Regions from separate parts of the Homo sapiens genome. Here region 2 is linked to region 1. The links are chromatin contacts, found by Hi-C or POLR2A ChIA-PET in ENCODE. All regions are on one chromosome and are shown on one strand. Each heading gives the region's core, a stretch centred on a gene start or an enhancer-like site at or near the end of the contact. The rest is flanking DNA. Distances are from core to core; before and after follow the strand shown.

What was found. A loop is a pair of places that touch in the nucleus more often than their neighbours do. ChIA-PET counts read pairs that join two places held with the same protein, here RNA polymerase II (POLR2A). Pooled maps may share reads with other maps.
Region 2: a loop to region 1 is called in a pooled map, with 4 times the contacts of the local background. The contact joins two enhancer-like sites. A Hi-C loop is called at or near these places in 8 of 168 maps with a recorded cell type or tissue (Caco-2, PC-3, PC-9 and 5 more) and 14 of 50 pooled maps. POLR2A ChIA-PET finds 5 or more read pairs at or near these places in 3 of 52 experiments (BJ, MCF 10A and naive thymus-derived CD4-positive, alpha-beta T cell).

Annotation. Positions count from the first base shown.
Region 1 is chr11:62,494,790-62,499,965 of GRCh38, forward strand. It overlaps a transcript of AHNAK not described here. Among named protein-coding and RNA genes, the nearest start is that of AHNAK, 49 kb to the right of the region's middle. Within about 2 kb of position 2,747, at least 12 of the 41 ENCODE cell types and tissues checked have a DNase peak (open chromatin) inside an H3K27ac peak, as active enhancers do.
Region 2 is chr11:62,378,942-62,384,117 of GRCh38, forward strand. The region is part of intron 4 of ASRGL1 (asparaginase and isoaspartyl peptidase 1); the gene reads left to right. Among named protein-coding and RNA genes, the nearest start is that of SCGB1A1, 38 kb to the right of the region's middle. RefSeq lists enhancers at 3,204-3,769, 3,770-4,335. Within about 2 kb of position 2,029, at least 2 of the 41 ENCODE cell types and tissues checked have a DNase peak (open chromatin) inside an H3K27ac peak, as active enhancers do.

The DNA.
Region 1 (5,176 bases), core at 1,497-3,996:
CACCTGAAGTCAGGAGTTCAAGACCAGCCTGACCAACATGGTCTCTACTAAAATACAAAAATTAGCATGGCGTGATGGCGGGCGCCTGTAATCTCAGCTACTCAGGAGGCTGAGGCACGAGAATCGCTTGAACCCAGAAGGCGGAGGTTGCAGTGAGCCAAGATTGAGCCATTGCACTCCAATCTGGGCAACAAGAATGAAACTCCATCTCAAAAAAAAAAAAAAAAGTAGCCAGGCATGGTGGTACACGCCTGTGGTCCCAGCTACTCAGGAGGCTGAGGTGGGACAATCACCTGATCTCAGGGAAGTCAAGGCTACAGTGAGCTGTGATCACACCACTGCACTCTAGCCTAGGTGACAGAGTGAGACCACCTCCCCCAACCCGGGCAAAAAAAAAGAAAGTGGCAGAGCTGAGATTTGAATCCAAACTACCTGGTTCATAAACCCACACTCTAAACACTAAACCATCCATTCATGTTTCATAGCATATATTAGGAAATATGAAAGAAGGAAAAAAAATCCAAGCCAAAGTTGCCAGTATATTCAAGATAAGAAGTTATCCTATAGAAAGCATGGCTTTCACCTAAACATGTAGATTACCTCACAGTGTCCTGTTGTAATTCATTGCCAAAACTAGAGTGCTTTAGAAATAACAGTAATAGGCCGGGGACAGTGACTCATGCCTATAATCCCAGCACTTTGGGAGGCCGAGGCAGGCAGATTACGAGGTCAGGAGATCGAGACCAGCCTGGCCAACGTGGTGAAACCCAGTCTCTTCTAAAAATACAAAAAAAAAAACATTAGCTGGGCATGAAGGCATGCACCTGTAGTCCCAGCTACTTGGGAAGCTGAGGTAGGAGAATCACTTGAACCTGGGAGGCAGAGGTTGCAGTGAGCCGAGATCACGCCACTGCACTCCAGCATGGGGACAGAGCGAGACTCCGTCTCAAAAAAAAAAAAAAAAAATAGCAGTAATATGCCAGGCGCAGTGGCTCATGCCTGTAATCCCAGAACTTTGGGAAGCCAAGGCGGTTGAATTATTTGAGGCCAGAAGTTCGAGACCAGCCTGGCCAACATGATGAAACCTCGTCTCTACTAAAAATAGAAAAATTAGCCAGGCATGGTGGTATATGCCTGTAATCCCAGCTACTCAGGAGGCTGTAGCAGGAGGATCACTTGATCCCAGGAGGCGGAGGCTGCAGTGAGCCAAGATTGCGCCACTGCACTCCAGCATGGGTGACAGAGCCAGATCCTGTCTCAAAAAAAAAAAAAGAAGAAAGAAAGAAATAACGTTAATATTACTAAAAGCAAGCAAAACAAAGATTCTATAGTAGCTGGACTAAATAAAGGAGTAGGAAACGAGTTCAGTTACTATTCACTTTAGAAAATGAAACAATCAAATCATTAAGTAAATGGTTTTCTGATACAAATACAAAATTAATCTGAAACCATTAAAACAAGTCACACTGCCTTAAAAGTCCTAGGCTCCCTCTGAAAAGTGAACTTCAGGAAAAAGCCATTATGAAATCTAGCCATCCTAGGTGCTGTTGCAATTCAATCACTAGAGATTAATATTAAGATACTCTATGAGTCTAAACTGTACGGAAATCATCAAGCAGGGAGAAGGAAAATCTTGTTAGTAACAAAGAACTATGCCTAGAGAAAATTCTCAGGGAGAAAAATTCTTCCACAGCCACCACTCTGATGTAATCTTGAAAGCAGGTTGGCCGGGAGCGGTGGCTCACACCTGTAATCCCAGCACTTTGGGAGGCCGAGGCGGGCAGATCACAAGGTCAGGAGTTCGAGACCAGCCTGATCAACATAGTGAAACCCTGTCTCTACTAAAAGTACAAAAGTTAGCCGGGCGTGGTGGCGCGTGCCTGTAGTCCCAGCTACTCGGTAGGCTGAGGCAGGAGAATTGCTTGAACCCGGGAGGCGGCAGTTGCAGTGAGCCGAGATCGCATCACTGCACTCCAGCCTGAGCAGCAGAGGGAGGGAGACTCCATCTCAAGAAAGAAAGAAAGAAAGAAAAAGAAGAAAGAAAGGAAGGAAGGAAGAAAGGAAGGAAAAGGAAGGAAGAAGGGAGGGAGGGAAGGAAGGAAGGAAAGAAAGAAAGAAAAGAAAACAGAGGTTGAGAAAAATAGAAGAGCAAATGACATTAAGGTGTGGGTGGGAGAAGAAAATTGCCAAGGAATTAAATGGTATAAAATATAAAGTGTTCTTAAAGCTTTTCCTTTTAAAATGTACTTATCTGTGGAAAATATTATACTGAGTGATGCGTGGGCCTTGAAAAGATTAAGGCTGGATCCAGACTGCGGTATCATTCCTGAGGTACAAGGAAAAGGTTTGAAGATGGGCCTGATATCATCAAAGCCAAGCACAGGTCAAAACCAACAACTGCTAAAGTGTTCTGAGCTGATCAAAGGAGGAATCCAAAGGCCAGTGCACCATGCAGCCTGGGACTGAATGATTGGCATTGTCATCTCGTCATTCCAGGACATGACCACTATGTGGCAGGAAAGGATGTGGCAGAAGGGCAGGCTATGGCACCAAACAACTCCTTGAAGCCACTCAAGAAAACAGAGGATAAGGAAGGGAAGGGGGAGGTCACTCCCCTGAGGCCCTCCAAGGCCCCAGACTCTCCCATTTCATATCTAAAAGTCATGGTGAAATGGGTGGAGAAAAGTGATACACAACCATTCCTATCAAAAAAGGTGGAGACATGATTACGCCCTTTATGTAAAACAGTTACTAAGTAACAGAAGACATAGCATTAAATAGCATCATTACGACATATCTGATTATGTTACTAGTGTGAATCACTCACAATTTCCTGTCCAAGAGAGAGCTGAAATTTTTATTCTAACAAGATCATAGAAACTGGTAATAGGCCAGGCGCGGTGGTTCACACCTGTAATCCCAGCACTTCGGGAGGCTGAGGCAGGCAGATAACCTGAGGTGAGGAGTTCAAGACCAGCTGGGCCAAAATGACGAAACTCCATCTCTAGTAAAAATACAAAACAATTTTGCCAGGCGTGGTGGCACGCCCCTGTAATCCCAGCTACTCAGGAGGCTGAGGCAGGAGAATCGCTTGAACCTGGGAAGCAGAGGTTGCAGTGAGCCGAGACTGAGCCACTGCACTCCAGCCTGGGTGACAGAGGGGAGACTTCATCTCAAAAAAAAAAAAAGTAAACACTGGAAATGACTTAAAAGTCCATCAATAGAGGAATTGTCAAATATGCAATATATCTATGCTGCACAATATTTCACAATGAAAAGAACGAGGTAGGTCTGTTTTCACCTACATGGAACATCTCCAAAACGTTAAGAGGGGAAAAAGGAAACTGCAAAACAGCACAGTCCAATCTTATTTATGGTTTTATGGGTTTTGTTGTTGTGGTTGTTGTGTCGTTGCTAACCCACAAAACTCTAGGCTTCTATGTTAACATACAGACTTGTCCAAATGCATTGAGCAAAGTCTACAGGGCACATGCCAAGATGAAGCTAATGGTTATCACTAAGAAGGAGCACGCAAGTGTGTTTGGAACAAGGGGAATTTCTCTTGTATTGTTTTAATTTTTTACAAAATGAATGGCATACTAAGATTACACTAAATGTAATTATAATTACACTATATAGTGTAATTATAATTACACTATATGGTGTAATTAAAAATTGAATCTTTGGGGCCAGACATAGTGGCTCATGCCTATAATCCCAGTGCTTTAGAAGGCCAAGGTGGGAGGATCGCTTGAGGCCAGAAGTTTGAGAGCAGCACGTGAGCAACATAGTGAACCCAGACTCACTCTAAAAAAAAAAAAAAAAGAAATTTTTTTTTATTAGCTGGGCATGGAAGCTGTGCCTTTAGTAAGAGCTACTCAGAAAGCTGAGGTGGGAGGATCTCTTGAGTCCAGGAGTTCAAGGTTGCAGTGAGCTGTGATCATGCCAGTGCACTCCAGCCTGAGTGACAGAGCAAGGCCCTTCTCTAAAAAAAATAAAATAAAAACAAAAAACAAAATAAATAGATCTTTGGAAATGTTGGCTCTAAAAATTTCCACCTGTCCAACAGAATATTCATTAGGATTGAAAGTACTTTACCAGCTGTGATTACTTCAACAAGGGGAGGTTCATTATTCAACAAATATTTATTGAGCATCTACTGTGGGCCAGGCACTGTTCTAGACTCTGGGGATATATTAAAAATCCCTGCCTTCATGGAGCCTATATTCCAGCGGACTTTATGGCCTCTCTTCCGCCTCGCTTCTCCCACTTCCTTTGGTGGGAGTGGTCTCTGGAAGACAGGCATGGGCATGGGGAGATAAAATATGCCCGGAGGCAGGGGCATGACGTAGATGAACTCTGACCATGTCTTCTAGGCCTGGGAAAGAGGAAAAGATAGAAAGGGTTTAAGGCTTTAGTGCAGACCCATAGCATCCGACTGGCCTCTCACTAAACATCCTCTGTATCTGTTCAAACCTGCCAGGCGCAGTGGCTTATGCCTGTAATCCCAGCACTTTGGGAGGCCGAGGCGGGTGGATCACCTGAGGTCGGGAGTTCGAGACCAGCCTGACCAACATGGCGAAACCCAGTCTCTACTAAAAATACAAAAAAATTAACTGGGCATGGTATCGTGTGCCTGTAATCTCAGCTATTCGGGAGACTGAGGCAAGAGAATCGCTTGAACCCGGGAGGCGGAGGTTGTAGTGAGCCAAGATCGCACCACAGCACTCCAGCCTGGGCAACAGAGCAAGACTCCATCTCAAAAAAACAAAAAACCAGCCGCACAAGTTGAGCTGTCGGCAGCTGCGCAGCTCCTAGCCACTCCTCCATCTCCTGGAGACTGTGAACCAAGCCACAAAGGGGAAAGGGGTGTGGCCGAGTGCTGGTGGGGCTTAGGAGCTCCTGGCTCCTCTGGGATGCCAATGAGACTTCCCTTCTGGCATGAGGCCACGTAGAATGATGATGGCTGAGAGTGCAGCAGTAGGAGGACAGAGGATAGCTGGTAAAGGGAAAGTGAGTAAGTGGAAGGAAGTCCATGTAAGAGCTAACTGTGCTCCATCTGGGCCAAAATGGGGAGATCACATCTCCCTTCAGGCGTCATCTGACACCAGACCAAGGCTCAGCCAAGCTTTTCTGTGCTGGAAAGCCAGAAGCCAGGAAGGAGAGCCTGCTGCTC
Region 2 (5,176 bases), core at 779-3,278, 120 kb before region 1:
TTAATGCCATTTTCATTTTTTCCTAGTCCCTTTCCTGGTATATATCCCATATTAGTCATGATTTTTTGACTCCTGAGGCTGTATAATGGAGCAGGCATAGTGATTTCTGCACCCCATTGTTGTAATAAATCTCAACCCCACAGATGAAGTAATCATTGGTTGAAGTAATCATTGAAGTAATCATTGGTTGAACAGTACTTTCTTGATTATCCGGCCCTAAACAATGTAATAGTACTTTGATACACTTCTGAGGAGTGCCTACGCCGACAAGTCCTGTAACAGCCTTTCATTTAGGCCAATTTTTTGGCCACTGGTTTAAAGCAATGATAGAGACATCTGCTCCAGTGTCTACCAACCCTTCAAACTGTTTTCCTTGAATAATGGCCTTACACACAGGTCTGCTCTCTGAGAACTGACTTGCCCAATATGCAGCCTTTCCTGCCGGATCAGTGCTTCCAAACCCTCCTTTCTATTTATCTCACTGTTTCCAACCTTAATATAAGGCAGGAGTAACAACTGAGCAATCCTGTCTCCTGGACTGGCACTGCAAGGAATTGAGGAGCTAATAACCAATTGAATTTCACCTTTGTAGTCTGAATCAACCACACCAGTATGAATTTGAACTCCCTTTAGATTTAGACTTGATCTTCCTAAGATTAGTCCTACAGTCCCCTCAGGCAGGGGGCCATATACCCCTGTGGGAATTTTTTGTGGGGGCTCCCCTGAAAGCAGAGAGACTGCTTGTATAGTACATAAATCTACTGCTACACTGCCGCTTGTGGCAGGGGACAATTGTTGTATTGTGGTAACTGGCTCATTCCCTGAGGCACTTGTGACAGTGGGGGTTGTTGTCCCTGAAAACCCTGAGGAACAAAGGGCTGAACTGGGAATGCCCCAGTTTGTTGCAGGGCCTGAGGCTGGCCCCTTTGCTGTTTCCTGACAATAGTTGCCCATTTCTATCAAATTTAGAATTTGATAGAATTCTAATAGTGTTTTTCTTTTTTACATCTTGGACATAAGTCGGGTGGCTCTTTATCTGTTGTTGTTGTAGTAGCTTGAATAGTTATATTTTGTTTTTTTGAGGCTGGGCAATTCTTTTTTAGATGACCAATTTGACCACAATTATAACATTTTCCCCCAAATGTTCTAACTTGTCCTCCTAAAGCAACTCCCATTATTGCTTGAGCCATAAGCATAGTTTTATGCATAGCTCCTCCAATTCCATCATAGGCTTTTACGTACTCTGAGATTACATCTGATCCTGTGGGAACCTTCCCTTTTAATGGCTTAGTGGCTGATTGACACTCAGGATTGGCGTTTCCATATGCCATCAACTCCACTATGACCTTACGGGCATTTTCATCGGTAATTGACTTTTGAGCAGCATCTCGGAGCCTTGCCACAAAATCAGGGTAGGGCTTTTTAGAGCCTTGTCTTATTGTATTGAATGAGGGGCAGGTGGTTCCTGGGTCTTGGATTTTTTTCCCAGGCCCTAAGGCAGATAGCTCTAACTTGCTCAATGGCCTCATTTTGCATTATTGCTTGTTGATTAGTAGTGCTCCAATTTTGACCTTTTCCTAATAGTTGATCTGCATCTATGTTAACTGGAGGATTGGCAGCCCTATTACTTCAGACCTGTTCTTGTGCCCCATCAATCCACCAACTCTTAAATTGTAAAAATTGAGACAGTGAGAGTGATGATTTGGCCAAAATCTCCCAATCATAAGGAATGAGTCTATGTCCATGAGCAGTGGAACCTAATAATGTTCTCATATAAGGGGAGTTGGGTCCATACTGTTTTACTCCCTCTTTCATATCTTTTAACATTTTTATAGAAAAGGACTCATATCTGGCCCCAACTAGGGTAGGCGCTCCTTCTTGGGCCCCTTCTCCAGGTGGCATCGGTACTGGGAATTGCCACGCCTCAATATCTCCTTGTTTCCTTGCCTTATCAATAATTTTATGTAATGCACTACCTTGTCCACTAGGTGGTGCTGTAGGATAAAGTCTTATAGTGGGCGGCTGAGGCTATAGCGCCCTGCCCTGTGGTGCTGGAAACACTCCTGGCTGTCCATACTGATTTTCTGGGGGCGGCCGATACTGAAGTTCGGCTGGCGGCCAGTATTGATAGGCTACTGGCGGTTGGGTCTTATTTTCTACCGGCTGATATTGTGGATACTGTATTTGGATTGGCGTTGCCATGACAGAGACTCTCTATTTGATATTCTCTTGGGGTTTGTACTTGTCTAACCTGCATTTGAGGTTGTAATGTTACAGGCATCTGAACCGCTGGAAGAGGAGTTGGCCATCATGGTTTAGACTCTGATGGCCCCGCTAATTCTGGACCTTTTTCTTCTAATTCTAATGCTTCAGGATATATTACCTCCTGTAATTGATTGTAGTCAACATTTTGCATTGACCGAGCCATTACAGACTCTGCTACATATTTACAATGTGAACTTTTGAACTTTCCATTCCTTTCTGGGATTCTATCCCTGCCTATTCTTCACAATCTATTACACAGCTTTCAGGGGCATCAGCAACTGAAACGCTATCTTCTCCTGTTTGAAACAGTTCTAAATTAGCTGCTTTAATAATGGCCCAATCATTCCATACGGTAAGTGGGATGATTTTACCCTTCCTACTTGCTTGTTTTAATTCTTTGCCAATTTTTTCCCAATCTTTTAGATCTAAAGTTCCCTGTTCTAGAAACCATGGGCAGAATTGTTCTACTGTTTGAAATAGCGTGATTAGATTTTTTTGTAGAGACTCTAACTCCCCCCTTTTTAAAAGAATTTTAATAAAGCTGAGATAAGAGGCATATTTACTTTCAGTTTGCCCCATTGTTACCCTAGGTTCTTCCGAGGGCACAAGCTTACCACAAGACTGACTGTAGACGTACTCGGGAATCTCTCATCAACTTGTTCTCAATGACCACGCTCTAGCTCACCTTCACCCTAGAGAAAAGCACCCACGTTGGGCACCAGATGAAGGGGTGGCCAGCCCCTCTACACCTGTGGGCGTTTCTCATCAGGTGGGACGAGAGACTGAGAAAAGAAATAAGAGGCTGGGTGCGGTGGGTCACGCCTGTAATCCCCGCACTTTGGGAGGCCGAGGCCGGTGGATCACGAGGTCAGGAGATCGAGACCATCCTGGCTAACAGGGTGAAACCCCATCTCTACTAAAAATACAAAAAATTAGCCGGGCCCAGTGGCGGGTGCCTGTAGTCCCAGCTACTCAGGAGGCTGAGGCAGGAGAGACAGAGACAACGTATAGAGAAAAAAAAGTGGGCCCAGGGGACCGGTGCTCAGCATACGGAGGACCCCCACCGGCAACAGTCTCTGAGTTCCCTCAGTATTTACTGATCATTATCTCTACCATCTGGAGAGGGGGATGTGGCAGGACAATAAGTTAATAGAGAGGAGAGGGTCAGCAGGAAAACATGTGAACAAATGTCTCTGTGTCATAAATAAGGAAAGGTGCTATGCCTTGATGTGCATGTATACAAACATTAAAGAGCAGTATTGTCGCTAGCACCTCTCACCTCCAGCCCTAAGGCTGTTTTCTCCTATCTCAGTAAATAGAACATACAATCGGGTTTTAAACCCAGACATTCTATTGCCCAGGGACAAGCAGGAGACAGATGCCTTCCTCTTATCACAACTGCAAAGAGGCCTTCCTCTTTTACTAATGCTCCTCAGCACAGACCCTTTACGGGTGGGGTGTCGGGCTGGGGGACAGTGTCGGGCTGGGGGACGGTCAGGTCTTTCCCTTCCCACAAGGCCATATCTCAGGCTATCACATGGGGAGAAACCTTGGACAATACCTGGCTTTCCTAGGCAGAGGTCCCTGCAGCCTTCCGCAGTGTATTGTGTCCCTGGGTACTTGAAATTAGAGAATGGTAATGACTTTTAACAAGCATACTGCCTTCAAGCACTTTTTTAACAAAGCACAGCCTGCATAGCCCTAAATCCATTAAACCTTGAGTCAACACAGCACGTCTCTGCGACACAGGGTTGGGGTAGGGTTACAGATTAACAGCATCTCAAGGCAGAAGAATTTTTCTTAGTACAGAACAAAATAGAGTCTCTTATGTCTACTTCTTTCTACATAGACACAGTAACAGCCTGATCTCTTTCGTTTCCCCACAAATCCATATAGTATTTGAGTGTGATAATGTAAAAATCAGTATTCATTTCTAAATCTAAGTACTGCTTTGAGAATTTTGTTGGTAATTCCAGTTGCTGCTGCTTCAGCAGAAGGAAGCTTCTCCAAATTAAAATAAATTAAAAACTTGCTAAAAACTATGTTGACTCAAGAAAGCTTGTCTTTTGCCATTTTGTCAATAGAAGTCACGTTAAGTATAAGAACATCATCAGGGGCCGGGCGCGGTGGCTCACGCATGTAATCCCAGCACTTTGGGAGGCCGAGGCGGGCGGATCACGAGGTCAGGAGATCGAGACCATCCCGGCTAAAACGGTGAAACCCCGTCTCTACTAACAATACAAAAAATTAGCCGGGCGTAGTGGCGGGCGCCTGTAGTCCCAGCTACTCGGGAGGCTGAGGCAGGAGAATGGCGTGAACCCAGGAGGCGGAGCTTGCAGTGAGCCGAGATCCCGCCACTGCACTCCAGCCTGGGCGACAGAGCGAGACTCCTACTCAAAAAAAAAAAAAAAAAAAAAAAAAAGAACATCATCAGGCCAGGCTTGGTGGCTCACGCCTGTAATCCCAGCACTTTGGGAGGCCAAGGTGGGTGGACTGCCTGAGCTCAGGAGTTCATGACCAGCCTGGGCAACATGGTGAAACCCCATCTCTACTAAAAAATACAAAAAATTAGCCAGGCTTGGCAGTGTGCACCTGTAGTCCCAGCTTCTCAGGAGGCTGAGGCAGGAGAACTGCTAGAACCCAGTTGCAGTGAGCCGAAATCACACCACTGCACTCCAGCCTGGGCGACAGGGCAAGAGTTGGTCTCAAAAAAAAAAAAAAAATCAGTACTCCCTGGAATGAAGCCAAGAAAAAATATTTTAATGGAATAAATACATAACTTATTAAATGCATCTGTGTGTGTGCATGTGTGTGTGTGCACGTGTGTGCGTGTGTGTGTGTGTGTGTTTGCCATTCATCTGCCATCACCAGCCGATTAACAAATGACCCTGGTATGCACAATAATAACTAA